Regions from separate parts of the Homo sapiens genome. Here region 2 is linked to region 1. The links are chromatin loops, found by intact Hi-C in ENCODE. Cell type or tissue: HepG2. All regions are shown on one strand. Each heading gives the region's core, and the rest is flanking DNA. Links, peaks and the distances in the headings are about the cores only. Region 1 has its middle 54 kb from the start of OTOR. Region 2 has its middle 160 kb from the start of OTOR.

Region 1 (15,335 bases), core at 2,565-10,564:
GACCTTAACTGAGGCTCCCCCGCCCCCTCTATTAGATCATAAAAAACCCAGAGCTGATTTATATGACATCAAGAAAATAAGAAAGGAGTCTGGCTCAGGAAAACCACAAGGCCATTCCTCACAAGTGTCTTCCCCACTGACCACAGGCTGGACTGCTGAGGACCCACTGCTTCCAGAAACCACAGTAATTAATGTCCAGCCATCAAAGGCATCCACACTGACACCCTCTTCTCTTCTTGGGTCCTGCCATCCCAGGAGAGCCTGAGGGCCCAGAGTTCAGGTTTTCTGTGTGTTCTAAAGTACTTTTATTTCATCCTAAAGATGAGGAGGCCATCTTCTCTCTCTGAGATGATTCAGCTGAACTTCCAAGTGAAACCAAATTCCCTATTAAACAGAATATACTCAATATTAAAAGGCTGCCTTCTTTATGAAATAATTTTGTAATCCTCAAACCAATTGCGTATAAGGAAGAAGTTCTATTGGATGTGAGAATGCTCAGGTTAGACAGTTGGAAGAATATTAGGAAAGCAGTGGCTGGAAGACACAGCCATCAGAAAAGGCAGCAGAATTTCCTCTGGAAATTCTATCGAACATTAGGAATAACTGGGTGGGGTTGTCTTTTAATGAGGTCCTGACCCAGAGATGAATACAGATACATTGCATTTCTGAGATTTCTGTGGCTCCTTCTTTCGTTCCCTTCCGCATGGAATTGCCACATCATGAACATCCCACTTCTTAAATGTCTCTCACATACATTACTTCATGTCTGTTATTATTGCTGGTATTGCTGGGTTATTTCTTCTTATCTCTTATCCATCCGATTTTCAAGAACTTCCAAACTATTCTTTCTGTTACTAATCACCAACCTCCAGCATAACCAGTTCTTAGACAATTGATCCTTACTTCACCAGTATAAATTTCTTCAAGGGAAATGTTGACTTTATCAGTCTGCTGTTCACAAACTTTCAGTGACTCCTTTAACCAGCTGAATTAAATGCAAATTTCTGAGCTCTGTGTTTAGGATTTCTCTCTCTCTCCACCCCAATACTGTGTGTGTGTACACATGCACACATGCATGCATTTGATATATGACACCTTACTTACACACATGCACATGCATGCACGTGTGTGCACACACACAATGCAAGACCAAAGAGTCATGCAATAAAATCTGAATGTTAAAACTATTTGCAAAAAAAAAAAAGAAAAAAGCTTTTTCAAAGCCCCAGTGGTACTATGCAAAAAATAACAATGTGTCAAATATGATTCTGGACACAAGTAGCCCGTAGTCTACTGTGGTTAAGGAAACAGCTTGCCATGACCAATCAAAGGGAGAATTGATTCACCTCAGCTCTTGAGCTTTTAGTGGTCTGCATCTCAAATTCTATTTGTCTGTTTTAAATGGGCCCTGATCTCCGTGATCCATTGTCATCCTCCACTGCTCTGCCAGGAGCTGGAAAGATGAGCAGCCCGGCTTTGTGCCAGCTCTTTTGGCTGAGTGAGAGTGGTGGGATAGAATGCTGGAGAAGACCAGCTTCAGAGGCCACAGTTCCCAGCTTCGAATTACATGTAAAATTGTTTCCAAAGGATGCTTTCTTTTGAATATGAATTTCTAAAAGCTGACTTTTAAAATCATTTCTAAGTACCAAAAGAATTAATTTGTCACTCTAAATTTGTATTTGCTTTGGTTTCTCTTGCATTTCATCTTTTCTTCGTATATCTACTACCTCCGTCTTGCTCTATTTCTGCCCCTTAGATGTATCTGCCTGCAGCAAATGTACTTAGAAATGTATTTCCACAGACAGAGCCTGCAGGAAACTCAACAAAGTGAGTCGAGAAATGAGAGAAAACCTATATTGATCTCCCCTCCCCATCAGTGTCTCTCATTTGGATTCTGTTGCAACGTTGTGTTATTGCCTGGGAATGACAAGGTTTGCTGAGCAAAGAATTCTGAAATTAGTTCAAAGGCATTTCTACTTCTCTTCCTATTTTACAGAATGAAACCATAAATAAATTGAGCCCCATATTCAAACTAATCAATGAACACCAACCATCTCTTTAATGTTTCTGCTGTAAACTTTTAAAAGTAATAAAAAGACAAAACCACTTCCTGAAATGAGATGGAGGGAAAAGGGCAAGAGGAATATTGTCATATAGCTAATGAGGTAGTCCCCTCGATCCAAAACCCAACTGCCGAAATCAGATAGATTCTGTGGAGGAGGTGTTGCAGGTGAAGATTGGTAAATCCAAGAACAGAAGCAGGATGGCTCACAGCATCCATGGCCACCAGGAACATCTTTACTTAGAGTCAGTAGAACTCTCCAAGAGTAAGAGCTGCATTCTTGGGGATGAAGACTTGATCTGCCCACTCATCCGTCTCACTGTGCCTAAGGCAAACCCCTTGCCTGCATGTTTCATGGATCTAGCAAATTAATTTCTTCCTCTGCCTTCTTCCCTCTTCCTCTCAGAAAGCAACCAACCTCAGGGGTGGAGGGAACTAATATCTCCTGAGCACCTACACTGCAGGGCCAGGAACTAGCCCAGGATTCTTCTTGAATATTATTTCAGTCTGTCTCCATAATAACTCTGGGAGATGGAAGTGCTGTCCTATGGCACTGCAAGGAAATGGGGCTCAAGAGATTTATTTCATTGCCCAGGGTCACCCAGAAGGGAAGTGGCAGGCTAGGATGTGAACACACATCTTCGACTGGGTTTCCTGAAAGGCAGTTCCTGAGGCAAGCACTTGGGAACAAGTAGGTTTATTTGGAAGGTGATTCCAGGAAGCAGGAGGGAAGAGAAAGAGGAGAGAATGAGGCAGGGAGGGTGGAAATGGCCACTGAAGCAAGATTAATGAGTGATGACTGCTATGGGCAACAGAGTCTCAAGCCAGCTCTGTGGAAGGGTGTGGACTGCACCCAGAACTGGAAGGCTGGGGAATATCGCCACAAACCCTATGGGTTGGCAGCTGCTGCCCCAAGGGGTGTCATTTCACCCTCTGGGGGTGCAGGGGAAAATCCCCACATGCTGAAAAATGTCAGCATGCTGAGGACTGACTGCCACAGGCACTGGCAAACTCAGGTGGTGTTACAGAATCGGCAGGCACGGATGCTTGCTGTGCCATAACAGCCCAATACAGCAGGGATGGCAGCAGAGAAAGAGTTCAGTGATTGCAGGGAGGCCAGGCCAGGGGACGGGAGGGGGCCCTCAAACCCATCTCCCCATGGAGGTCTTGGCTGGGGTTTTTAAGGGGATTATGGGGGCAAGGGCCTAGAAAACTGGGGTTGCTGTTTGGTTGTGATAACAGGAGTGAAATAATCAGGATGTGGAAACTACATTCTTTGGTGAGTCAGCTCCTCGTGGGGTCCTTCAGATTCATTGGCGTCAGTAGTTTCACGAGTTTGCAGGACCTGAAAGAATATCTCAAATAGAAAACTTAACCTTTTGTTGTTATCTATAGAGCAGTTAAGAGGAGCGAAAATCTTTTTTTTTTTTCCCAGGCTGGAGTGCAATGGCATGATGTCAGCTCACTGCAAGCTCCACCTCCGGGGTTCACGCCATTCTCCTGCCTCAGCTTCCCCAGTGCTGGGACTACAGGTGCCCGCCACCACGTCCGGCTAATTTTTGTATTTTTAATAGAGACAGGTTTCACCATGTTAGTCAGGATGGTCTCTATCTCCTGACCTCGTGATCTGCCCGCCTTGGCCTCCCAAAGTGCTGGGATTACAGGCGTGAGCCACCGCCCCCGGCAAGAGGAGCTAAAATCTTATGATAGGGTTTACATGATTCTAGGACAACAGGAAAACAACTACGAGGAAGCCGGGCAGAAGGCAAGCTGACCTACTGATTAGTGCTGAGTGTGCTGCAAGCTTGGTTTATCGTTGTTCCCTTCTTCCTTGATTGATTTTATAAAGCTTACAGGGATGCTTTCAGCAGGACCAGGGGTGCGGGTTAAAACACCCTGGTCATCTGCCACATCAGCTGTGCCTCCAGTGCCCACGGGGTCTGCCCCAAGCTTGTCTCCCACAGTCCTGTCGCCTCCTGATCACACACCAGTGGTGCTTCTTGCTCCACCCTGACTACAGCAAATGCTCCTTCCAAGATGGTCACTTGCAACTCAAACCACCAGAACATCGGAATGTCAGGCTCTGTGTGAGAGAGTTTGAAGGTTTAAAGGGAGTGGTTCTCAAAGAGGCATCCCACACCAGTAACATCAGCATTACCGGAACGTGTCAGACATGCAGATTCTCAGGCTCCTGCTGCATCAAAGCGCTGGGAGTGGAGAACTGTTATCTGAAGTTTAACAAGCTCTGAAGGTGATTCTGATGCACACTTAAGTTTGAGAACTACTGAGAGCAGTCTCTGGTGTTTCCCATAGAAATTTGCACTTAAAGATAGCAACTTAGAAACTTTTCTGAAAATTTAAATGGTTTTAATAGAAAGAGGAAGGGAGGAAGGAAAGAAGGAAGGAAGGAAGGGAGGGAGGGAACAAGGAAAGAAAAGGAACTCATTTGACCATTAAATATAAATCTTGTGTTTGTCATATTTTTGTAGAAAAGAGGTTCTTAACCTGCGGAATCACAAACCTCTCCTGCCACCATGGGTTTCTGAACAGAATTAAGAGAATTCATGAGGGAGAAGCACATTTTTATTTTCACTAAACTCTACTGAAATGTAACATTTTGTTCAATTTGAGTGTAGGTTGATAAACCACAGCAGTACTGGCCATTCCCATGATTTTGTCACCAATAAAACCACAGATATATGCAGATGCATTAGAGTTGTTGCAAATATCTAAAATATTACTTAACTCCTCACTACCTCAATCTTATTTAATGTATTAATTTAAAAAACAAAAAACACATGTATAAGAAAGACAAGGGAAAGATGGGGAGGATAAGAGGGGAGAAGCAGGGAGGGAAGGCAATCCACAGCATAAAGGGAGGAAATACTATGTATTCAGAGTAGTTCCTTTAAGAGAGCTGAACGCAAAAGCAAATGAGAAGTGGGAGGGCCAGGAGGAGGAGAGGGAGGGGGAGCAAGATTCAGCCTAAAGGAATAGGCTCAAGGAAAATCACATTCCTGTGCAAGTAGGTACTGAACATGGACACATACATCTCAGTCAACAATGGTGTGTTAAGTGCTTTCTCTGTTCCAGGCAGGATGCTAAGACCTAGGGAGAAAATGGTAAAACTGGACCCTTTTCTCAAACTCACTTTAAGCTCATCAAACCAGAACAAATATTTTCATCAAGCAAATATGGATCAACCATCTATATGCAAGTACTACTCATGATTATTAAAGATGAGGTCCTGGGACTCACAAAGTATACACTCTAGTTGATCGGTCAAGGCATAAAACAATTCAAAATTACAGGGGGTATCGATGAGCCAGGAAGATGTTAACAAGTTCCTAATCAGCATCCAGACCAGAGCTGTGACAGGGCTGGGGAATGTCGAAGTCAGCCTAGGGAGGTGCCACTTAACCTAGGGGGGCAGTAGGACCTCAAGTTTGGAAAAAGGTGATTAGACCAGCACGGCTGAAACAAAAGGGACATGTAGGACCGTGGAAGTGCTTGCTTAGAAGATTAAACCAGAGCCAAGACTGATGAGGTTCCAACGGCCAGGCTAAATCTAAAGTCCCATTAGCCACAAAGATTAATTTAGAATTAGTGTTTCTTTTCATACAAGGATGCCATTGATACAGAATCAAAAGCGGTTAAACTGTTTTCAATTCCCCTACATGACAAATACTTAATGTAACTAAAAAAATAATACTGCCAGTGGTAGTGTTCATCAGTCATACATATATATAATACATATAAATAGTAAATAATATTAAATAAAATATTAAAATAATAGTAATATATTTTATACAAATATTTTATATATATATATATTTAGAGACAGAGTCTCACTCTGTGGCCCAGGCTGGAATGCAGTGGCAGAATCATAGCTAACTGCAGCCTCGACCTCCTGGGCTCAAGCAATCCTCCCACCTCAGCCTTCCTAGCAGTTAAGACTACAGGCTCATGCCACCATGCACAGATAATTTTTTTTTTTTTGTAGAAACAGGGTCTTGCTATGTTGCCCAAACTGGTCTTGAATTCCTGACCTCGAGCGATCCTCTCACCTCAGTCTCCCAAACTGCTGGACTACAGGCATAAGCCACCGCGCTCGGCTGTTTCTATTCTTTATTCTTCCTTCTTTCCCCACATTATCTGATTGTCTGATAAAGTCAGCTTCAGAAGGTCTGGTGACCATCTATTTAGTTGCAAGCGCCATTCCTCGGTCAGTTGCGAGCTTGGGGCGCCCTCTAGAGGACTAATGAAATACGCCGGCTTGGGGCAGCTTTAAATTTGGGCTGCACAGAGGAATAATCCGGGGAGCTTTAAAAACTCCTGCTGCTGGGCCCCACACTTACAGATGGAAATTTAATGGTTCTGCAGTGTGGCTTGGGCATCAGAGTTTTCTAAAGATCACCCAGATTTATAATAATTCTTGGAATCAGAGAGTGTTGGCCCTCCAAATTTGTTGTTCTTTTTTCAGTGTTCTGGCTGTTCCAGGTCTTTGGCATCGCCATATAATATTAGAATTAGCATATCAATTTCCAAAAGAAAATGCCTGCTGAAGGCTGGATCAGTAAGTCTTTTGCCCTCCCTTCTGCAGCCTTCTGCCTGCTGGTGCCAAGCTGCAGAAGGGAGGACTTACCGATCCAGGAAGATGAGGAGAGATGAGAGAAGAGATGAGAGCCAAGGGAGGATGGATAAAAACAGCCAGCAAAGCAAAAGGCGGCTGGGACTAGGTGAGGGGAGGGACGACAAAGGAAAATAGTATTGCTTGCCATTCCATTGCAAAATTGATTCTATTGCTGTCTTCTGAACTCCCCTGAAATGACCCCACAAAGTGCACAATGCTCATCAATGCTTTCAGCCAGTGGACTTCAGGCAAAATTCAAAGGGGGTGTTGTTTCACGCATCCTAGGGCAAAGCAGAGACTGGAAGTATAAGAAGCCTGGAGACTGAGAAGGCCCTGTGAACATAAGCCTCCCAAAATTCTTAGCCAATCTTTTAGATTGGGTCTTGGACATTGATGAGCCATGGCATTGATGGCCAAGCTAGTTTACCTAGATCTCTGGAAGGCAGGATAGAAGACAATTTGATGAATGACCCATACCAGGGCATTGAACTTTCCTCTCCCATACACACATGAGATTCCTCTTCTGCAGATGAAGAAAGAGCCACCACCCTTTCTCGGCTGGCAGTGGGTAGGAGGGGAGTGAGTGTGAGTTAGCCAGAGTAAGGCTGGAGATATGAAATCAGCAGAAGGCACAGGGATTCCCTTGAAGAAGGCAGAGAAATGAAAATCCAGAGGAAAAATTAGTGAGCCCAAATCAGCACAGCAAAAAGGATTCACATGAAGAACAGGAAACAAAGAAAGAAAAATCAGAAAAGAATATGACTGTGCTCCAGAACTGATATCAGTTGGTAGTGATATCATTACATTTCATATTTCACAGCAACTGTAAATTAGAAGGGATTGATTATTTTCAAGTGCGGGGACATCAATATGGGAGGGAAATATACACATTCTAAGGCATTGCTAATGGTTCTGGACAATTAGGAACAGAGACTTCACAATATTTAGCCGCTAATAATCATAATTATATTCCAGGTGGTTGGGCACTACGTTTTGGAGATGACGCAATTTCTCAGAACAGATTTCCCAGAGAACAAGCTACATAAATAATATTATATAATATTTCATGATACTAGGGAAATGACATCATGTTTAAGACAGCTCCATGGCTGTGAAGTATTGCTCAGAGAACCACTTCTGTAAATTTGGTGAAATAGATTCAGTCTGTGGGCATTGGAGGGTGTACGACTGGGGTCAGGGCCAAGTCTCACAGTAACTTGAAGTTCGTGGCTAGGAATTTTGCTCTTTATGTAAAGAGCAACGAGAGCAGTGGAAAAGTTTCCTTCCGGAAAAAGCTTGACCTCATTTATAGCTGGAAATCCAGGGGTGCTCTCCAGCCTGGAGGTCCGATGCGGAGAGGGCAGCGCTCGCTGCTGCAGGCGGTGCCAATAAACAGTGATTGTTTCCCCTCTGCAGTTTTGAGATCATCCTTTCTTTTGTTTTTCTTGTTTCCCTGCCTAGGTCTGATCAGAAGTTCATTTTGAATTGTATTAAGACTTAGAGATGGTCTTCCTCTCTCTATTGTCTTCTTCTCACCATTAGCTTAAGTGAAAAATTAAACTGATGTAAGTCACCTGTGTGTATTGCAGACCCTGAAGCCTCAAATTTAAGCCGTCAGTGTGCAACATGTGTTAGTGGCGGCATCTCCTGGCGGAAGGTGGTATTGACTTGCTTGTTCTCTAAAACAGCAGTTATCAAGCTTTTTGTTCATAAGATCCCTGTATACTGTTAAAAATTATCGAGGGCCGTAAAGAATTTCTGTGCAAATGGGCCATATCTATCGATATTTATAGAATTACAAATTGAAGCAGAAAATTTTAGTATTTTCTTATGTATTAAAATAACAATAAACCTGTTACATATTAGGGTGAATAACATATATTATTAAAAGTAGCGTTGCTTTCCAAACAATAAGATGCATTGTCTTAAAATCCTGCATATCTATAGCATAGGGCTTAATAAAAGACATCTGGGTTCTCATATATGCTTCTACATTAAATCTAAATATGTTGTTTCTGTTGATTACATGAAGAAAATTTCAACCTCCACAAATATATAGCCTTTTCAAATAATTGTAGATATTCTTTCTGGATACTACAACAAAACTTGACGAGTGATAGTTTCTTGAAGTTGAGCTGCACTGTGAAATCTGCAAATGTGTCAGTGAACTTTTTCTTCACAGTTACATTAAAATCTATTGGTTTCTCTTCCACTTTGCATAGATATTTACCAGTGCATGATTTTGTAACCTTACTTCTCAGGAAAATATGGGCTACTGAGTTATGTAGACCTCCCAAGTGTTAACGTACTACATTACATTGTGCAATCAAAAATGTGTTTAGTGGCCGGGCGCGGTGGCTCACGCCTGTAATCCCAGCACTTTGGGAGGCCAAGGCGGGTGGATCACAAGGTCAGGAGATTGAGACCACCTGGCTAACACAGTGAAACCCCGTCTGTACTAAAAATACACACACACACACACACACACACACACACACACACACACACACACACACAAAAAGCCGGGCGTGGTGGCGGGCGCCTGTAGTCCCAGCTACTCTGGAGGCTGAGGCAGGAGAATGGCGTGAACCCGGGAGGCGGAGCTTGCAGTGAGCTGAGATTGTGCCACTGCACTCCAGCCTGGGCGACAGAGCGAGACTCTGTCTCAAAAAAAAAAAAAATGTGTGTAGTAATTTCATCACTAATCATATCAGAAAAGTCTTTAAGTGAAGAAAATGTCAAGCTCACTGTGGTGAATACACATTTCCTACAATTCTAGTTTTTGCTTGAAAGTTCGTATTTTTTCACCAAGTACCAACTGGTTTTCCTCGAAATGACACATTCATTCTGATTATTTTTTAGAAAACACCCAACACCCAAATCTGAATAACCTTACTTTATCTGTCAGTTATTTCAAGTAAAAATAGCATTCCACCAAAAAAAAAGTGATTACAACCCTCACAACCCTAACAACCAGACAAGAGTTTTTCCTCTGAATGAATGTTGTACTTTGGTGTACAGCAGAAGTGCTCTCTGCACACTTCCCATTTCATCATGCAGATAATTTAAAAGATACATATTTATGGACCAATATTTAATAAAATTAATAGCTTTTACCACTTCTTCAAGAAAATTTGTCAGTTTCACTGACAAATTTAAAACCCAGTCAAGACACCTCAACGATGAACTCTCCAAACCCTTGATTATTGTTGTATCCATTACAGTTTGGGGTAAGAACAGAACCCACCCTGCTTATTTTAAGCAGGGAAGGATTTAATACAGACATTTACAAAGTCACTGCTGAACCTAAAGGAGCACATTCTGGGCTGGGCTTCAGGAATCATCAGCTGTTGGAACATTGCAGAAGCGACCCACCAGGGAAACTACCGGCCCAGAGACCACCCCTGGAGTTCTCCCAAATTCGAGAAGCCACTGGTGTCTATGGGGCCAGAAAACTCAGTAGTCTTTTGGCAAGATGCTTCAGAATCTCCTTGTTTCCCAACAGATTCAGCCAACACGTATGCAGGAAGATGCTTTCACCTCATTCCTATGATCCAAACATCATGTGAGTCAATCTAATCACAAAGCTTAAGTTGCTTCCAGAACTCTAACGGCAAAGAAATCTGAAAAATACAGTGTTTGGCTTTCAAACCTCTCAAACTTAGAAGGAAGGTTAAACGAAGATTGAGCAAGTCAATTCATTGTTCTAGATGTACTCAACAGTAATTTTCTCACAAAAGTCAGTGGTAACAAATGGCCGATTACCACTTTTTATCCAAATGATGGAGGCTGTTTCTAGAAAATATATACAGAGATTTCTATTTTACGCTCTAACCATTGGTTTTCAGCAAACCATGCCAATTGCAGGTTGTAAACCCAGAAAGAAAGGCAGGGGAGACAGGGACTGGGCAGGTTTATCATACTCAGAGAGAATCTGACTTGTCCTGATGAGAAACCAGGACCTTTCTCCGGGCATCCCTAGGAGGGCACAATAGAGATACCACCACTATGTTCTAGTATCTCTGTTAAAGCCTCTCCTTCTGGTCCACTGAACAGTGCTTCTGTCAAGCCAGTAATTCTCAAAACTTGCTATTGTGTTAAGAATGTGGTTAAAATGCGTAGTGTCCTGAGCTTATTTTGATTTTGTATGTCCAAGAGATAATGATTCAACATACCTAAGACAGAATCTAGAATTCCTTAAAAATTTATCTTTTTAAAACATTTCTGTCTTTTTATTTATTTATGTAACAGTTTACCTCAGGACATTCAGATGTAGCTGGTTTACTGATCACAGTATGATAAACATTGTTTTAAGACATCAGGTCCTAATCTGTTCATTCAGACTTGCCAGGAGACAATTTATTAAGATGAAATAAAGTCCCTGACACCTTGTGATCAGTTAGTTGTGCCCGGAGTGGACCAACACAGCCGGAGCAACGCAGCAAGGCTGAGTGGTGGTAAATTCTTCCATCACTTTAAAGCTAAAGAAGCCATTTCCCACTGAAATCCAGCTAAAAGTCATATACTGTTCTAGTTTATCACAAAATTGTTGTTTTTGTTTTGTTTCCATTAATTCTTTTTGGTTAGATTTTATTTGGGCATATAATGTGAAACAACAATCTGCTTTCTCACCCTATGCTACTTCATTCTTGATTTGTGATGTTTCCTTTATCCTATTTTGAGCATTTTTTTTAAATTAGGGTGTCTTTTGGGACTCATTATTTTTTATTGAGCTGTTCGTCAGGGTTCCAACCAGAGAAATGCTATTCTAATCTTAATAGCTATCCAGTTTATTTTTATATTAGAAGGAGGAGCACATTATTCTCATTGTTTTGTCTCTTTAAAACTGTACTGGCTCTTTTCACTAATTGCTTCTTTTTTATTCCAGATGAGCTTGTGCAGTAAATCCATATTGATTTTTCATTCTCTTGATTTATTATTTTATATCAGGTCTAACAGACTTCTCAGGCTTTTTATTTATTCCTTCTGTCCCCTTACTTAGAATTGCTACTCATGTTATCAGATCATTGTAGGTGTGTGGTGTTATCTCTGGGTTCTCTATTCTCTTCCATTGGTCTATGTGTCTGTTTTTGTACCACTACCATGCTGTTTTGGTTACTGTAGCCCTGTAGTATAGTTTGAAGTTGGGTAGCATGATGCCTCCAGCTTTGTTCTTTTTGCTTAGGATTGTCTTGGCTATTCAGGCTCTTATTTGGTTCCGTATGAATTTTAAAATAATTTTTCCAGTTCTGTGAAGAATGTCAACAGTAAGTTTAATGGAAATAGCACAGAATCTATGAAGTGCTTTGAGAATAATGGCCATTTTCATGATATTGATTCTTTAACAATATTGATTCTTCCTATCCATGAGCATAGAATGTTTTTCCATTTGTTTGTGTCCTCTCTGATTTCTTTGAGCAGTGGTTTGTAGTTCTTCTTGTAGAGATCTTTCACTTCGCCTGTTAGCTATATTCCTTGGTGTTTTATTCTTTCTGTGGCAATTGTGAATGCGAGTTCATTTGTGATTTGGCTCTTGTCTTGACTGTTGGTGGTATAGGAATGCTAGAGATTTTTGCACATTGATTTTGTATCCTGAGACTTTGCCGGAGTTGCTTATCAGCTTAAGACACTTTTGGACTGAGACAATGGGGTCTGGGCAATACCATTCAGGACATAGGCATGGGCAAAGATTTTATGACAAAGACACCAAAAGCAAAGCAAAAATTGATAAATGGTATCTAATTAAACTAAAGAGCTTCTGCACAGCAAAAGAAACTATCAATAGAGTAAACAGACAACCTACAGAATGTAAGAAAATTTTTGCAAACTATGCATCTGACAAAGGTCTAATATCCAGCATCTATAAGGAACTTAAATTTATGAGAAACAAACAAACAACCCCATTAAACAGTGGGCAAAGGACATGAACAGACACTTTTCAAAGGAAGACATACATGCAGCCAACAAGCATATAAAAAAAGGTCAGCATCACTGGTCATTAGAGAAATGCATATCAAAACCATAGTGAGACACCATTTCACACCAGTCAGAATGGCTATTAATAAAAAGTCAAAAAATAACATGCTGGTGAGGTTGTAAAGAAAAAGGAATGCTTATATATTGTTGGAGGGAGTGTAAATTCATTCAACCATTGTGGAAGACAGTGTGGTGATTCCTCAAAAACCTAAAGACAGAAATACCAGTCAACCCAAAAATCCCATTACTTATATATCCAAAGGACTATAAATTGTTCTATTATAAAGACGCATGCACGCATATGTGCATTGCTGTGCTATTCACAATAGCAAAGACATGGAATGCTCATCAATGATAGACTGGATAAAGAAAATGTGGTATATATATACCATGGAATACTATGTAGTCATAAGAAAGAATGAGATCCTGCCCTTGATAGGGACACGGATGGAACTGGAGGCCATTATCCTTGGCAAGTGAAGGCAGGAACAGAAAATCAGATAAGTCATGTTCTTACTTATAAGTGGGAGCTGAGTGATGAGAACACATGGACACATAGAAGGGAACAACACATACTAGGGCCTATAGGAAAATAAAGGGTGAGAGAAGGGAGAGGATCATGAAAAATAACTAATGGATACTAGGCTGAACACCTGGGTGAAGAAACAATCAGTACAATAAACCCCCATGACACACATTTACCTATGTAACAAACCTGCACATCCTGCATATGTACCCCGAACTTCAAATATTTATTCTGGCTAAATTTATACTGCTTGATTAAGTGACATTATCACTAAATAAGCATTTACTCATCTCAGTGTTCAATAGCATTTGCTAAAGAAGGAAAGAAAAATAAATTAAAATATATAAAAAATTTTGTTACAATTAGGGTGAGTTTTATTGTTATTAGAGATTAATGAACACAAATTTTGGAAATGAATATATTCATGATCTTGATTATAATGATGGTTTCATGAATGTATGCATGTGTCAACATTTATCGAATTATCCATTAAATATATGTGTTTTACTGTATGTCAACTACGTCTCAATAAAGCAGTTAAAATTTTAAAACTATGTTTATCTCTTTTTTATCTTCTAAAAACAAAATTATCTATTTTGTCTTCAGTAGAACAAAGGAAGTTAAAATTAGCTCCATAACATCATGTAGATTATGCCTTTCTCTGCCCCATATTGACACTGCTTAAATATTCAAGCGTACCTATGTATGCTGACACCACAAATCACCAGAGAAACTTTAAATCAATCTGCAACCCATAGATCACGCATAAGCTCAGCAAATTGCAAGAAAACACATTGGGAGTTGTCCAAATCAATCTGGGCCATCTATACTGCATATTCATACACCTAAGCAATATACACAAACACAGCAGATGGATTTTGAAGTGTGTGTTTGGTACCCAAATGTATGCTCTCTTTGTAGCAGGCAAATTCGTAACCACCACCATCACCCTGGATAGCCATAGATGTTTAGGTTCTGGTCTACCAGTGGAGCCAAACTGGATCAATGAGATAGTCTCTCTCATAAAAATTTACAACTAGAATTCAGAGATACCACAAATTCCTAGTGCTGATTTGATCATAGGGCATGTAAATTCCAAAGCTGTGCCATTTTCACCATTAGCCATGAACACTGACAGTCAGAGGGAAAAGAAATGTCTGAAGAGAAATAATAACAAAGCAGATGGGATGAGCACTCAGGATGGGAGTGAGAGAGAGAGAAGCAGAGAGAGTGTGAATTAGTTGGCTATTCATAATAGGCTTTCATCTTGTCTCTCATCTGCCTGCATTAATTCTTGAAAACCATGTATCTGATTAGTCTTTTCACTTATCTTTCTTTCTGTCCACCTAAATAAATTTGAAGAGTACAAACTAAAACCCAGTACAGTTGACCCTTGAATAATGCAGGTTAGAACTGTGTGGGTCCACTTGTATGTAGATTTCCTTCTGCCTCTGCCACCCCTGAGACAGCAAGATCAATCCCTCCTCTTTCTCCTCCTTGTCAGCCTATGCAGTGTGACAATATTGAAGATGAAGACCTTCATGCTGATCTATTTCCACATAATGAGTAGTCCCCTTTCTCTGTGCTTTGCTAAGTATTGTAGATCCTTCCAATCATAATTGACTTCCTTGCCTGCTGGATTCCAGAGAGTTTTGTTAGTGAAAAACACCAGCAGGTTATTGAAAGGCAGGAGGAGGTGATAAATTTCCTTCCTGTTTAGTTTCAGTTAGTAACAGCAATGGGGGCTGCAACAAGATGGGACCAGAGGATCCAGGGCTCCTAATTAGGCAGAGACCTCCAATAGCAAGAGCTTTAGCAGCACTGTGCTGCATTCTGGATTATTTTCTCAATATTCTTTTCCACTTTACTAATTCTCTTTTTGACAGCTTTAAATGTCATTTAACTCATCTGCTATATTGTTTTAAATTGTAATGATTGCCTTGTTGATGGACAGACTACATTTTTTTCTTAAAATCCAAAGGTATAGCTCTTCAAAAGTCTTGGCTATGTGAGATTCCAACTTTCAAGTCTCCCAGGAAGAGACTAAAACCACTGATCATTTCTGGTTTACTCATAGCCATTAAAATCCAAATTGCTTTGTTACCCTCACACCAGTGAAGCTTCACTTCAAAATTAGC
Region 2 (15,335 bases), core at 2,513-10,512, 100 kb before region 1:
GTTAAGGGTAGCCAGAGAGAAAAAGGTCGGGTTACCCACAAAGGGAAGCCCATAAGACTAACAGTGGATCTCTTGGCAGAAACTCTACAAGCCAGAAGAGAGTGGGGGCCAATATTCAACATTCTTAAAGAAAAGAATTTTCAACCAAGAATGTCATATCCAGCCAAACTAAACTTCATAAGTGAAGGAGAAATAAAATCCTTTATAGACAAGCAAATGCTGAGAGATTTTGTAACCACCAGGCCTGCCCTACAAGAGCTTCTGAAGGAAGCACTAAACATGGAAAGGAACAACCGGTACCAGCCACTGCAAAAACATGCCAAATTGTAAAGACCATTGATGCTAGGAAGAAACTGCATCAACTAATGACCAAAATAACCAGCTAACATTATAATGACAGGATCAAATTCACACATAACAATATTAACCTTAAATGTAAATGGGCTAAATGCTCCAATTAAAAGACACAGACTGGCAAATTGGATAAAGAGTCAAGGCCCATCAGTGTGCTGTATTCAGGAGACCCATCTCGTGTGCAGAGACACACATAGGCTCAAAATAAAGGGATGGAGGAAGATCTACCAAGCAAATGGAAAACAAAAAAAAAGGCAGGAGTTGCAATCCTAGTCTCTGATAAAACAGACTTTAAACCAACAAAAATCAAAAGAGACAAAGAAGACTATTACATAATGGTAAAGGGATCAATTCAACAAGAAGAGCTAACTATCCTAAATATATATGCACCCAATACAGGAGCACCTAGATTCATAAAGCAAGTCCTTAGAGACCTACAAAGAGACTTAGACTCCCACACAATAATAATGGGAGACTTTAGCACCCCACTGTCAACATTAGACAAATCAACAGACAGAAAGTTAACAAGGATATCCAAGAATTGAACTCAGCTCTGCACCAAGCAGCCCTAATAGACATCTACAGAACTCTCCACCCCAAATCAACAGAATATACATTCTTCTCAGCACCACATTGCACTTATTCCAAAATTGACCACATAGTTGGAAGTAAAGCACTCCTCAACAAATGTAAAAGAACAGAAATTATAACAAACTGTCTCTCAGACCACAGTGCAATCAAACTACAACTCAGGATTAAGAAACTCACTCAAAACTGCTCAACTACATGGAAACTGAACACCTGCTCCTGAATGACTACTGGGTACATAACGAAACGAAGGCAGAAATAAAGATGTTCTTTGAAACCAATGAGAACAAAGACACAATGTACCAGAATCTCTGGGACACATTTAAAGCAGTGTGTGGAGGGAAATCTACAGCATTAAATGCCCACAAAAGAAAGCAGGAAAGATCTAAAATTGACAACCTAACGTCACAATTAAAAGAACTAGAGAAGCAAGAGCAAATACATTCAAAAGCTAGCAGAAGGCAAGAAACAACTAAGATCAGAGCAGAACTGAAGGAGATAGAGACACAAAAAAACCTTCAAAAACTCAACGAATCCAGGAGCTGGTTTTTTGAAAAGATGAACAAAATTGATACACCACTAACAAGACTAATAAAGACAAAAAGAGAGAAGAATCAAATAGATGCCATAAAAAATGATAAAGGGGATATTACCACCAATCCCAAAGAAATACAAACTACTATCAGAAAATACTATAAACACCTCTATGCCAATAAACTAGAAAATCTAGAAGAAATGGATATATTCCTGGACACATACACCCTTCCAAGACTAAGCCAGTAAGAAGTTGAATCCCTGAATAGACCAATAACAGGCTCTGAAATTGAGGCAATAATTAATAGCCTACCATCAAAAAAAGTCCAGGACCAGACGGATTCACAGCCAAATTCTACGAGAGGTACAAGGAGGAGCTGGTACCATTCCTTCTGAAACTATTCCAATCAATCGAAAAAGAGGGAATCCTCCCTAACTCATTTTATGAGGCCAGCATCATCCTGATACCAAAGCCTGACAGAGACACAATAAAAAAAGAGAATTTTAGACCAATATCCCTGATGAACATTGATGCAAAAATCCTCAATAACATACTGGCAAACCGAATCCAGCAGCACATCAAAAAGCTTATCCACCATGATCATGTGGGCTTCATCCCTGGGATGCAAGGCTGGTTCAACATACACAAATCAATAAACATAATGCAGCATATAAACAGAACCAAAGACAAAAACCACATGATTATCTCAGTAGACGCAGAAAAGGCCTTTGACAAAATTAAACAGCCCTTCATGCTAAAAACTCTCAATAAATTAGGTATCGATGGGACATATCTCAAAATAATAAGAGCTATTTATGACAAACCCACAGCCAATATCATACTGAATGGGCAAAAATTGGAAGCATTCCCTTTGAAAACTGGCACAAGACAGAGATGCCCTCTCTCACCACTCCTATTCAACATAGTGTTGGAAGTTCTGGCCAGGGCAATCAGGCAGGAGAAAGAAATGAAGCGTATTCAATTAGGAAAAGAGGAAGTCAAATTGTCCCTGTTTGTAGTTGACATGATTGTATATCGAGAAAACCCCATCGTCTCAGCGCAAAATCTCCTTAAGCTGATAAGCAACTTCAGCAAAGTCTCAGGATACAAAATCAATGTGCAAAAATCACAAGCATTCCTACACATCAATAACAAACAAACACAGAGCCAAATCATGAGTGAACTCCCATTCACAATTGCTTCAAAGAGAATAAAATACCTAGGAATCCAACTTACAAGGGATGTGAAGGACCTCTTCAAGGAGAACTACAAACCACTGCTCAACGAAATAAAAGAGGATACAAACAAATAGAACATTCCATGTTCATGGATAAGAAGAATCAATATCATGAAAATGGCCATACTGCCCAAGGTAATTTATAGATTCAATGTCATCCCCATCAAGCTATGACTTTCGTCACAGAATTGGAAAAAACTACTTTAAAGTTCACATGGAACCAAAAAAGAGCCTGTGTTGCCAAGACAATCCTAAGCCAAAAGAACAAAGCTGGAGGCATCACACTACCTGACTTCAAACTATACTACAAGGCTACAGTAACCAAAACAGCATGGTACTGGTACCAAAACAAAGATATAGACCAATGGAACAGAACAGAACCCTCAGAAATAATACCACACATCTACAACCATCTGATCTTTGACAAACCTGACAAAAACAAGAAATGGGGAAAGGATTCCCTATTCAATAAATGGTGCTGGGAAAACTGGCTAGCCATATGTAGAAAACTGAAACTGGATCCCTTCCTTACACCTTATACAAAAATTAATTCAAGATGGATTAAGACTTAAATGTTAGACTTAAAACCATAAAAACCCTAGAAGAAAACCTAGACAATACCATTCAGGACATAGGCATGGGCAAGGACTTCATGTCTAAAACACCAAAAGCAATGGCAACAAAAGCCAAAATTGACAAATGAGATCTAATTAAACTAAAGAGCTTCTGCACAGCAAAAGAAACTACCATCAGAGTGAACAGGCAACCTACAGAATGGGAGAAAATTTTTGCAATCTGCTCATCTGACAAAGGGCTAATATCCAGAACATACAAAGAACTCAAACAAATTTATGAGAAAAAAACAAACAACCCCATCAAAAAGTGGGCGGAGGATATGAACAGACACTTCACAAAAGAAGACATTTATGCAGGCAACAAACACATGAAAAAATGCTCATCATCACTGGCCATCAGAGAAATGCAAATCAAAACCACAGTGAGATACCATCTCACACCAGTTAGAATGGCGATCATTAAAAAGTCAGGAAACAACGTGCTGGAGAGGATGTGGAGAAATAGGAACAATTTTACACTGTTCATGGGACGGTAAACTAGTTCAACCATTGTGGAAGACAGTGTGGCAATTCCTCAAGGATCTAGAACTAGAAATACCACCTGACCCAGTCATCCCATTACTGGATATATACCCAAAGGATTATAAATCATGCTGCTATAAAGACACATGCACACATATGTTTATTGTGGCATTATTCACAATAGCAAAGACTTGGAACCAACCAAAATGTCCATCAATGATAGACCGGATTAAGAAAATGTGGCACATATACACCATGGAATACTATACAGCCATAAAAAAGGATGCGTTCATGTCCTTTCTAGGGACATGGATGAAGCTGGAAACCATCATTCTCAGCAATCTATCACAAGGAAAAAGAAACCAAACACCGCATGTTCTCACTCATAGGTGGGAGTTGAACAATGCGAACACTTGGACACAGGAAGGGGAACATCACACACCAGGGCCTGTCGTGGGATGGGGGGAGGGGGGAGGGATAGCATTAGGAGATATACCTAATGTAAATGATGAGTTAATGGGTGCAGCACACCAACATGGCACATGTATACAGATGTAACAAACCTGCACGTTGTGCACATGTACCCTAGAACTTAAAGTATAACAAAAATAAAAATAAAAAATAAAATTTAAAAAAAAGAGTTTAATGAATGAATAACGAGATTTGCTGAGTGGCATGTAAAGAAATGACAAAGTTGGTTATAGACTTTGGGAAAAGCTCCCAGCCATGAGGACTGTATATCCATTCACTGAGCAGATATTTATTCTAAATCTAACTGCATTCCTGGAGCTGGAGCATCCATAGTGAACAAAACCCAGTCCCTGCCATATGGAGAGAACTTTCTAATGGAAGGAGGCAGTAAATAGCTAAATAGACAAAGAAATCACATTTTATGCAGTAATATTGAGTCTGAAGAAAACTAAGGCAGGGTGAGAACAGGAGAAGTCTTATTCGATGTGGTGATTGAAGAAGGCCTTTCTGGATAGGTAACATCCAATCCATGTTTTAGGAATCGGAGTGGACCACTCAGGGATGTAGGGGAGAGCTTTTGAGGCAGAGGGAACAGCGCATGCAAAGGTCCTGAAGTGGAATGGTCCTCAGTGTGTTTGAGAAGCAGCAAGGGCCCCACGGCTGAAGAAGGCTACATCACCCAGGGATTTGGGGGCCATGAGAGAACGTCAGAGTTTATTGAGATGAGAAGCCACTGGGGAATTTTGGGCGGAGGAGCGACATGATCCAGTTCACATCAATCTAGAATGGTGAAAAAGGTTTCCTATTGAAAGAATTTGAGGGAAATACAGACTGGACTCTACCATTTATCCTCAGTTTCAGCAACCTTTCTAAGCCCCTACCATTAATTTATCCGGTTATCCTGCTGTTGATCCCCACAATACTAAGTCACCAGAAAACCTTTCCAACAGATAGATGCTTTCTCAATTCTCCAAAAATACAAAGTATTTCTAACTTCTCAACCTCTGGCAAATTCCCAAAAGCCCAATACAAATCCAAACTTATTGGGAAACTTGATGAAATAATTGAACCAAATAATAGAGTGATAACAATAACTCTCATTATTGAACACTAACTACATTTCAGACATTGAACCAAGCCCTTTATGTTTTATTTAGTACTTATAATCCTAACAACACGCTGATGTGGGTATTACCATTGTCTTCTTATGTTTAGCAAACTGAACCTAAAGCAGATAAACTTGATAAGATCATATAACTAATGAAACTCGTACTTAAAGTTTCTTCTGAGACAGTATCTCATATCACCCTCACTCATAAGCCCTCTGCCACCCCAGCCTTCACTCTACTAAATATGTCAAGGGCTTTGCCTCCAGCAGGGGCCTGAGCTCTTGCTATACTCAGCTGGCTACTCAGCATTCAGGGAAGCCGTTCCTAATTGTCCACTCCAAGGCTCCCCACTCTTCCCAGCCACTCTGAATTCTACCACTTCACTTTACTTTCTTCACAGCACACACCACACCCTTAAATCATCTTGCCATTCATTTCCTAATTCCTGCCTTCCTCCACGAGAACGTAAATGCTGCAAATCCAACACATAGTACATAATCTATAAATATTCATTGACTGAGTGAATGAATGACTGTGCCTGGGTATATCTGACATCAAATCCATGCTTTTCTCACCATATCAAGTTGCCTCCTGGCTTACAGTCTACAAACATTCCCTTTGTCATCTATTGTGGCTAAAAGCAGCAGTAACTATGCTAAAAGCAGCAGTAACTACACACACACACACACACACACACACACACACACACACACACACACATATACAGAGACAGAGAGAGAGAGAGAGAGAGAGGTCTCTCTCATTCTCTAGCCCAGGCTAGAGTGCAGTGGTAGGATCAGTGCTCACTGCAGCCTTGAACTCCTGGGGTCCAGTGATCTTCCTGCCTCAGCCTCCCAAGTAACTAGGACTACAGATGCTCACCACCATGTCTGGCTAAGTTTTTTAAAAATTTTAAATATTTTAGAAAAAACAGCCAGGCGTGGTGGCACATACCTGTAGTCCCAGCTACTCAGGAGGTTGTGGCAGGAGAATCACTTGAACCTCGAAGGCGGACGTTGCAGTGAGCTGAGATCACACCACTGCATTCCAGCCTGGGCGACAGAGCAAGACTCTGTCTCAAAAAAATAAAATTAAATATTGCGTACAGGTGGGATCTCACTATGTTGCCCAGACTGATCTCAAACTTCTGGCCTCAAGTGATCCTTCGGCCTCAGCTTCCCAAAGCACTGGGATTACGGCAACAAAAATGATTTTTGGTGAAGTTTGAGCCAAAATGGCAACATATTGTTTTACTATATATTTAAATGTCCATGTCTATAGAGAACAAGAGTCTAACAGTACAGGAACTGAATAATTGGCAGAATTGGCATTATCGAGGAGCTTTGACTTTTCCAGTTGCAAGGAGCACCCTATCCCCTTACTGAAGATTCATTTATGGTCTTCAAGTCTCCTTATTACATTAGTTCCCTGATGGATAGATTGACTACATCTTTCTTTCAGTTCACCTTAAAGTCACAAGCTGGATTAGGAGACTCAGAGGTCTCCCCAGTATGGAGCTGCCACACGAGGGAGCTCCCACTTCTCACCCCCGTTCGTTGCCAAGCTTTTTCATCCATGGCATCAGATGGATGGACTTATTCAGCCTTCTTTTTTGTCACTTGCTGCTTTGGGGGTACCTCACATACTCGCTGTTCTCTCTGCAGCATCTCCCTCCTTTACCTGCAACACTTTCTTTCCTAAATATTGCCTTCCCTTAGCTTTGCTGAGCTACTCACCCCTTCCCCACATCCAACCTAGTCTTGCTTGGAAACAGAGTGATAGGAGCTTCCTACTTTCCCTCCCTGCACTGTATGCATGAAGCTCTGACAAATCCCAGGGTAGGAAAATATGTGCTGGGTTTCAGAACCACACTGGAAAGAGTTCGTTTGATGTTTTATTTTTGGTATTTTGAATGCATCTATTGATTTGGAGGAGTGAGATTCCACTGGGTGCTCTGACTCCTGCAGAAACCATCTTTCAGCTTGGCAATGATAGATTTCTTTTCCTCCCTGAAGTCTGTCACATATAAGCTTCAAATATAAATTGAATGTCATAACACTAGGTATTTGGTATGCTTACCAAGTGCCATGTTCTGTGTTTATTTACTTCTCACAGCAACCTCGTAAAATACGATTTATTATTCCGATTTCATACTTGAGAACACGAACCAAGAAAGATTACACAACCTGTCTGTGATGTCTCCCTCTAAGTCTCTTTCTTTCTCCAAATCATATAAAAATGAACAATGTAAATTTATAAAAACCAGTCTCCAGGCTCCTGGTCTTTCTCCCACCTCACCCTCTCTCTCCAGCCACACTACCCCAATTTGGAACTATCCCAGTTCCCAAATCCTTATTAAAAATTCACATTTCAGATGGGTATCACATTGCAACTTCTCTTGCATATCAAAAAGGGAGTTCGAGTAGCCAAGTGGAATACAGATGAAGAAGGCAGCTTTCTAGTTATCAGATGGAAGTTTTTTTAATGCATTTTTCAAAATTTTTAATTATGAAACATTTCAAGCGTGCAGACTACCACTTCTCTGTGAACATACACACACCATTACCATGACCAGACCATCACCACCAGAGGTAACTACTATCTGGAAAGTAGTACATCTATTTCCTATTACAAGGTTTTGTGCTTTCTAATATACATACATACACACACACACATGCAGCACCCACATATAAAACCACAACTGTGTGTGTATTATATATATGTATATAATTGCATAATATACTGCCATATAGGCATAAGCAGTATAAGAAGCCTTCATTTTTGTCACTTGCCCCTTTGGAGGTAGCTCACATATATAGGCATAAGCAGTATATCATGCTACTTTGCATATACTATACACACACACACACACACCCCACTTGTGTGTGTGTATACATATATATGTATATATATAAGCGTATATATGTGTATATATATGTGTACATATATGTGTGTGTGTATATATATATATCTATATAGTTTGTTTGTTTGTTTGTTTTGAGACAGGGTCTCCCTCTGTCACCCAGGCTGGAGTGCAGTGGCGCGATCTCAGCTCACCACAAGCTCCGCCTCTCAGGTTCACGCCATTCTCCTGTCTCAGTCTCCCGAGTAGCTGGGACTACAGGCGCCTGCCAACACGCCCCGCTAATTTTTTGTAGTTTTAGTAGAGATGGGGTTTCACCGTATTAGCCAGCATGGTCTCCTGAACTCGTGATCCACCCGCCTCGGCCTCCCAAAGTGCTGGGATTACAGGCGTGAGCCACCACGCCCAGCCGTGTGTATATATATATTTTACATATACAAAAGATATATTGTATATATAAAGTAGCATGATATACAACTTATGCCTATATAGCACTATATAATGCTACTTTATATACACAATTATATTTATGTAATATACAGAGATATATGGACATTAGCAACATATACTATTTTGTGTTTGAAATTTTACATACATTGTATCACACTGTATTTATGTATCCTGTTGCACCTGTCTTTCTTTTTATTTTATTTTATTTTATTTTATTTTTGAGACAGGTTCTCACTCTGTCTTCCAGGCTGGAGTGCGGTGTTGCAATATTTGCTCACTGCAATCTCAAACTCCTGGGCTCAAGTGATTCAAGTGATCCTTCCACCTCAGCCTTCTGAGTAGCTGGGACTACAGGCACATGCCATCATGACTGGCTGTTTTTTATTTTTTATTTTTTATAGCAACAGGGTCAGAGTTTTTTGCCCAGACTGGTCTCAAACTCCTGGCCTCAAGTGATCCTCCTGCCTCGGCCTCCCAAGGTACTAGAATTATGGTGTGAGCCACTGCACCTGGCCCCTGTTGCAACTTTCTTTTGCTTTTTTTTACACATTATGTTTTTGAGACTTATTTTACTGTACATATAGCTCTACTTATTCATTCACTCTGCTTTCGTATGGGCATAGTGATAACTGCCATTTATGAAGTGCTTTCTGTGTATCAGGCACTATTTAAGCATTTAAGTGCATTCCTTTATTTAATCCTTGAAACAGTGTTACATGGGAAGCATGTACATTTACAGGTGGAGGAAGTTGGGGAGTGCAATGGGGCAGTGATTCCCCCAAGGTCATAGAGCTAGTAATTGTCTCATCTGGAGTCTGACTCCAAAGCCCAAGATCTAATTCGTAGGCCATCCTGCCCATTCCACAGGCTATTTGTCCATTCATTCCACTATGTAGACTCACTTGGCATTGAGGTAGACTTTCAGAGGAGGAAGAAAACAGCAGTTAGTACTCCTGAGTTGTCCACTGTCATCTGCACCACTCCACACACACCCAAAAGACAGTGGGTCACTTGAGTGAAAAGCTATGGGTAACTCAAGCTGTAAAACAAAAGTTGAAAGCTGACAGCTATAGTCAGACCTCGAAATTTTTTCTTCGTTAATCTGAAATTGTGTGTAGGGTGGATGCTGGAATCAGGGGCCCACCAGGTGTCAGGGCAGTTGGGGCCCCACTGTCCGGGAGCCGGCATTTTGGTCATAGAGCTCACAGAATGATCAGGGTTGCACAAATAAGGGGTGTGCTATGCATGGTGTGCCTGCCACAAAGGAGGGCAAAATGAAGAGAGAAGATGAATTACATCACTGATTTTCCTCTTGCAGCCTCTGTCCCTGCTGTCTCAGTGTCTTTACTGAATTGCAAGCTGCTTCTCGAGGGCTGGAGCTGTGTCCATGTCAGCTCATCCTTGGCATTTTATTAACACCTGTCCTTGCCACGCATGTAGAGGTCACTTGATTAATCCTGATAAGTTTCCATAGTGTCTTGGCAGTTCGGGGTAACAGATAACAGAAATTCAGTTTGGAAAGTTTAAAGACAGAGGAAAATTTATTAACTCATGAAATGAAGAAAAACGAACAACATAAGTAACTGTACAGGCAGAAACACAGCTGGGCATTAGGAAAATCTGGAACCATTAACTTAAAGTCTCACCTCTGCTCTTCTCTATAGTTTTCATCATTGCCTCTTGATAAAATAAGAGCCTCCCTCCAAATGGGATTAATTACAGAACTCACTTCCTTGGGTGGTTTTGAGGATTAAATGAGTTAATACATATAAAGCCACTAGCATTGTGTTTCATACATAGTAAGTGCTCAATAGAGGTTCACTAGTGTTTGCTATTATTGTTATAAATGAAACAATTTTTATAATGATGATGCCTGGGTGACCAATTTTGTGCTTTATGCGTTTTATATTTTTTGTGTGTGTTTATTTATTATCTGTCTCCCCACATCTACCAGATTCTAACTGCCTACCACGAAAGAAGACACATCATCTTCTCTATTCAGTGCCATAGCCTCAGAGTCTAGGACAGTGCCCGACGCAGAGGAGCCCTCAGCTTCAGAAAGTAGAGCAAGATTGTCTCATCCTTCTTGTTAAGAAGTCCAAAAATCACAGAGAAGGGTCTGACTGGCCCAACGTGGGTCAGGTGCCCACCCTTAGACCAATCAACTGAGGCCAGAAGGACAGAGGTATGCTGTATAAAACACCTGCTTCTCGTTAGCTGTAATGAGAGGAGGAAGAGAAGCTGGAGCCAGACAATCCAATTGACATCCACTATGATTCATGAGAATCCTTTTTAACACCAAATTAGAAACTGGTCATTTATCTATAGTGACCATCTTAAGCTTTCAAAATACCCATAATAACCTTGTAATCTCAAAGTTGAGACATTCTTATGTTACTTGTGAAATTGTTATATACAGTTTTGGGAGACAAAAAATAACATTGAAGAATAAATACATAAAATTTAGTTTGCAATAAAAATGCCACCTGAGGAAAACTATTTTGCCAATCCAGATCTCAGTTCTTCAGTCCCCGCTTGTCTTCCAGTTCTCTGTCGTTGTAGTGATTCATTCCCCTACCTCCCCCATGGGCCTGGGATGGCTTTTTTGAGACAGGGTTGACAGGGTCTCACTCTGTCACCCAGGCTAGAGTGCAGTGGCACAACCATAGCTCACTGCAGCCTCAGCCTCCTGGGCTTAAGCAATCCTCCTGCCTCAGCCTCCCATGTAGCTAGGACTACAGACACACACCATCATCCCCAGCTAAGTTTTTAAATTTAAATTAAATTAAATTAAATTTAATTTTTGAGACAGGGTCTCTCTGTGTCACCCATGCTGGAGTGCAGTGGCTGTATCACAGCTCACTGCAGCCTCTACCTTCTGGGCTCAAGTGATCCTCCCACCTCAATCTCCCGAGTAGCTGGGACTACAGGCACATGCCACCATGCCCAGCTAATTTTCATTTTGTTTTTTTCTAGAGGCGAGGTCTCACCACGTTGCCTAGCCTGATCTCAAGCTCTTGGGCTCAAGCGACCCACCCGATTGGGCCTCTCAAAGTGCTGGGATTACAGGTGTGAGCCACTGCACCTGGCCTGGGATGACTTTAAGAGATGGTTCCCCATCTCATTTTATGTACATCTTCCCTGGTAGCCAGGGTAGGATGCATCACAATAGTGGCGCAGTACCTAATTAGCTAAGGAAGAACAGAGTGGAAATCGGTTGATTGTCACCAAGTGGCTTGTCCCACCTGGGGAGCAAAAGAGTGGGGAGCAGGATGCCAGGAAGTTGGATTATACTGTCCCTAAAATAAGAGGACCTCCAAAAACCTCTCTACCTGTTTGGGGTACCCTGTAGATGTTTCTCACAAGAGAAATCCCTTGGCCTCTCAGATTGAAAATGTTCTAAACATACTGGCCAGTATTATACCCTCTCCCTTTACTGTCCTTTGTGGATGTATTTGAGGATAGGAGAGTGTGGTTTTTGAACCCAGCTTCATTTCAGTATCAACAGAGGACTTTTAGAAAATACAGGCTCCTGAGCTTTCCCCCAGACCTATTTAATCCAAACCTCAGGTACAGGGGGCCCTAGAATCCTGTTTCTCAATAGCTCCCTGAGTGACTCTATGCAACAGGGGTTCAGAAATGGTCCTTGACTAGGAATCAAGATGTCACGTTCTAGTCTCATTCTGTCACTCACCTTATTTTTCCTCTTGGTGCCTCAACTCTTCTATCATAAAATGAAGAGTCAAATGAGCCACCTCAAAGATTTCTTTGATGCCAGTAAATAATCCAGCCTATGTATAGATTTTCCAGGATAGAGAGCAGGCAAATTCTTCTGCTATTGCCTAAAGATCGCAGATCCACCCTGAGGCAGGCAGATAAAAAGGCACTAAATTTAGTGCTATCAGAACAGAGATTCAGCTATGAGGTCTTCAGAAGCCATAGCTGACTTTCATGCACCGAAAGGACATGCTGCTCCCCTGGACGTGAGCCCACAGAGGCTACAACATCTTTGTGTTGGTCCCAGCCCTGGAAGGCACATCAGGAAGCTCTCTGGGGACTGTCATTTGTTATGTGATTTCCTTTACTCATCTCTGTATCTTGCTTTTCTTTACTAATATTCCTGAATTCATGGCAACTCTCTTTATTGATGGTGCAAAACCCTCGTCTTGTTTTATTAAATCTCCTCTTGTCCTACTTCGCCAGTTTCATTTCCCTATCCCACCTCATAGGCAAACATGCTAATGGTTTGACATCCATCCTTTTGTTTGTATGTGTTCTTGTAAAATGCAAGAAATGTTTTTATGTTTATATAAATGGAGTTGGGCTTATAAGTCTCATTTTACACAGCATTATATTTGTAAGCTCCCTGTGTGGCTGGAGGCACCTCCAGGCCTCTGCTCCCAGAAGCCGGCATGATCGTGTTTTTCATCCGTCCCGTGGTGGGCATGTGGATGATCTCTAAACCACTGCCCCACCAACACCACAGACAATGCTGCAGGGGCATCTTTCCTGTTTCCTGTGGACCTTGGGGACAGTTTATTTGGGACCTATGACCCAGAGTGGAATTGCTGAGTTATGTGATAGGAATGTACTTCTGTTTTCAGAGTACTTCTGTTTTCAGAGTCCTGACAGATTGCCCTTCAGAAGTGCAGTCTCCTTACAGCACATGCCATCCCTGCTTTCCTCCTCAATGAAAATATCACTCCCACCCCCATAAAGTGCAGGAAATTCCACCAATAGAAATCCCTTTAGGTCATAAAGTCTTTTAGCCTTTCAAGGGTTCTTCTAACAAAACTCAAATATCCCTCTGTATGAAACACAAGACATGTTTTTCTTCTCTTTGGGTTTTTATGAAGATCACATAAATAACTCATCAGAAATGCCAAGCCCAAGTGTCTGGCACATTCATGGGGCTCAATACATTTTGATTTCTTTCTTTGAATACAGGAACTGCCAAAAAAACCCAGTTATTAACAACACCTGGGAAGGGAGAGGAATTGAGAGAGGGTGAGGAGTAGCTGCCTATAGGGCATAGCTGCTGGAGGAAGGAGGAGTCTGGAATAGCAGAGTTGTCCTCACCCTCAGGAGTGTTCCCTGGGCCAGGCCCCACCTGAGACCCCAGGTCACCTTGAGTGCAATGAGAATCACTTGGAGGGCTTATGACAACACAGGAGGCTGGGCCTACAAAGAGTTCCTGATTCAGGAGGTCTGGATGGGCCTGAGAATCTGCCCTTCTGACAAGTTCCAAAGTGATGCTGCTGCTACAGCTGCCACGGATGGGGGACCATGCTGCACTGCCTAAATCTTCATTTAACTCAGAGACTCTCTTTATGTCTTCTCTGGATTTTCCTTAGAAATAATTCACTCTGACAGGACAGACAGAAGATAATTTCAGGCATCCAGAGTGAGGCAGATGCAAACCTCAATGATAGGAGGAACAAGCCAGGATATGCCCTGGATAAGATTTCATTTGATAGATTCTTTTATATGAAACCTTAGCAAATGGATTTGTACTTTTAGATTTTAGGCTGGATGGGGAAATTCATTTCCCTTGCGTCTGCTGAGCCTATAATCTCCTTTTTGTGTCTGTATTCCTATAGGAATATTTTCTACCAAGACAGCCCCACTTAGGAAGACCCCAGGTGCCCAAATATCTGGGCTTCCCATTTAACGCAGCTATTTTGGGCAGTAACCTGGAGCTTTTGGCCCTCTCAGTCTCATCCCTAAATCAGGTGGAACTGAGAGGAACTTCTCTTCCAACCTCCTCTGCTTACAGAAGTGAAGTCTTTTGCCCATGCATTGAGAAGGAATCCACATGGCAGTATGGAGAGTTCCAGGACTAAAGTCTAAGAGGACTTGAGTTTGAATTCAACTTCTGCCACTGCCCATGAACCTGACAACCAGACCAAGATACACGTCAAACCTTAATTTCCACTTCCACAGAATGGACATCAAGATACCCACTGTCAAATTGAAAACAAACAAATAAACAAATGAAAAACCTGGACCTAGTAAGGAGAGATTTTATTCAAAGGATTATTGCAGCTTGGGGTGGGGAGTGTTACCTCCTTGTTATTGCAATATGGTGAACCCTGTGAACATAAGGTCTGCAAGCCTCTCAAGGGTTAGGCAAAAAGGGTTTCTTTTTATAGAGCAGTAAATCAGGCTAAAAAGAACCCAGTATGGGGAAGTGGGATGATAGGGAGGCAAGATCCGAGGGCAAATCAGAGAATATTCTACCCTGAGGCCAGTCTATTTTCAGCACAGACCCTTAGGGAGAGATTGTACTGGCTCAGGCTGAGGGCAGGCCAAAGTCGAGGGAACTGGGGGATGGAGAGGAGCTTAATCAAAGTTTGATTAAGATGCATTGTGCTCTGATCAATCAGTGAAGACAAGCAGTTCGGCTAATCACTTTTGAGGTAAAGAAAGGGAGTTTGAAGGGTCTGTGGCTGATCTTGTCACAGGTAAACAAGGGAGCATCTGGGAGGCTCTTCTAAATCTTATGGGGAAGGGTTCTTTGCAGAAAGTCTTTTCTGAACACAAAAAGGCAAGGTAATTTCTTAACCTTCAGGCAAAACTCAACATTGGCACTGCCTGCGTCTCTCCTAGGACTGACAAGAAAATAAAAGGG

Evidence for each region. Peaks named below come from ENCODE experiments on the same cell type or tissue, not always from the same donor. Only the 100,000 strongest peaks of a DNase experiment are listed, where the experiment ranks them.
Region 2: it touches region 1 in a loop (20-fold over the local background); 2 of 110 quality-filtered maps call a loop at or near these places.

The regions. Positions count from the first base shown.
Region 1 is chr20:16,795,114-16,810,448 of GRCh38, reverse strand. No RefSeq gene overlaps it. Among named protein-coding and RNA genes, the nearest start is that of OTOR, 54 kb to the right of the region's middle. In HepG2, for the core only: CTCF peaks have their summits at 6,305 (motif pointing left) and 8,331 (motif pointing left); DNase peaks (open chromatin) are centred at 6,278 and 8,318; H3K27me3 peaks cover 2,886 bases.
Region 2 is chr20:16,896,529-16,911,863 of GRCh38, reverse strand. No RefSeq gene overlaps it. Among named protein-coding and RNA genes, the nearest start is that of OTOR, 160 kb to the right of the region's middle. In HepG2, for the core only: a CTCF peak has its summit at 6,913 (motif pointing right); no DNase peak of the experiment used is centred there.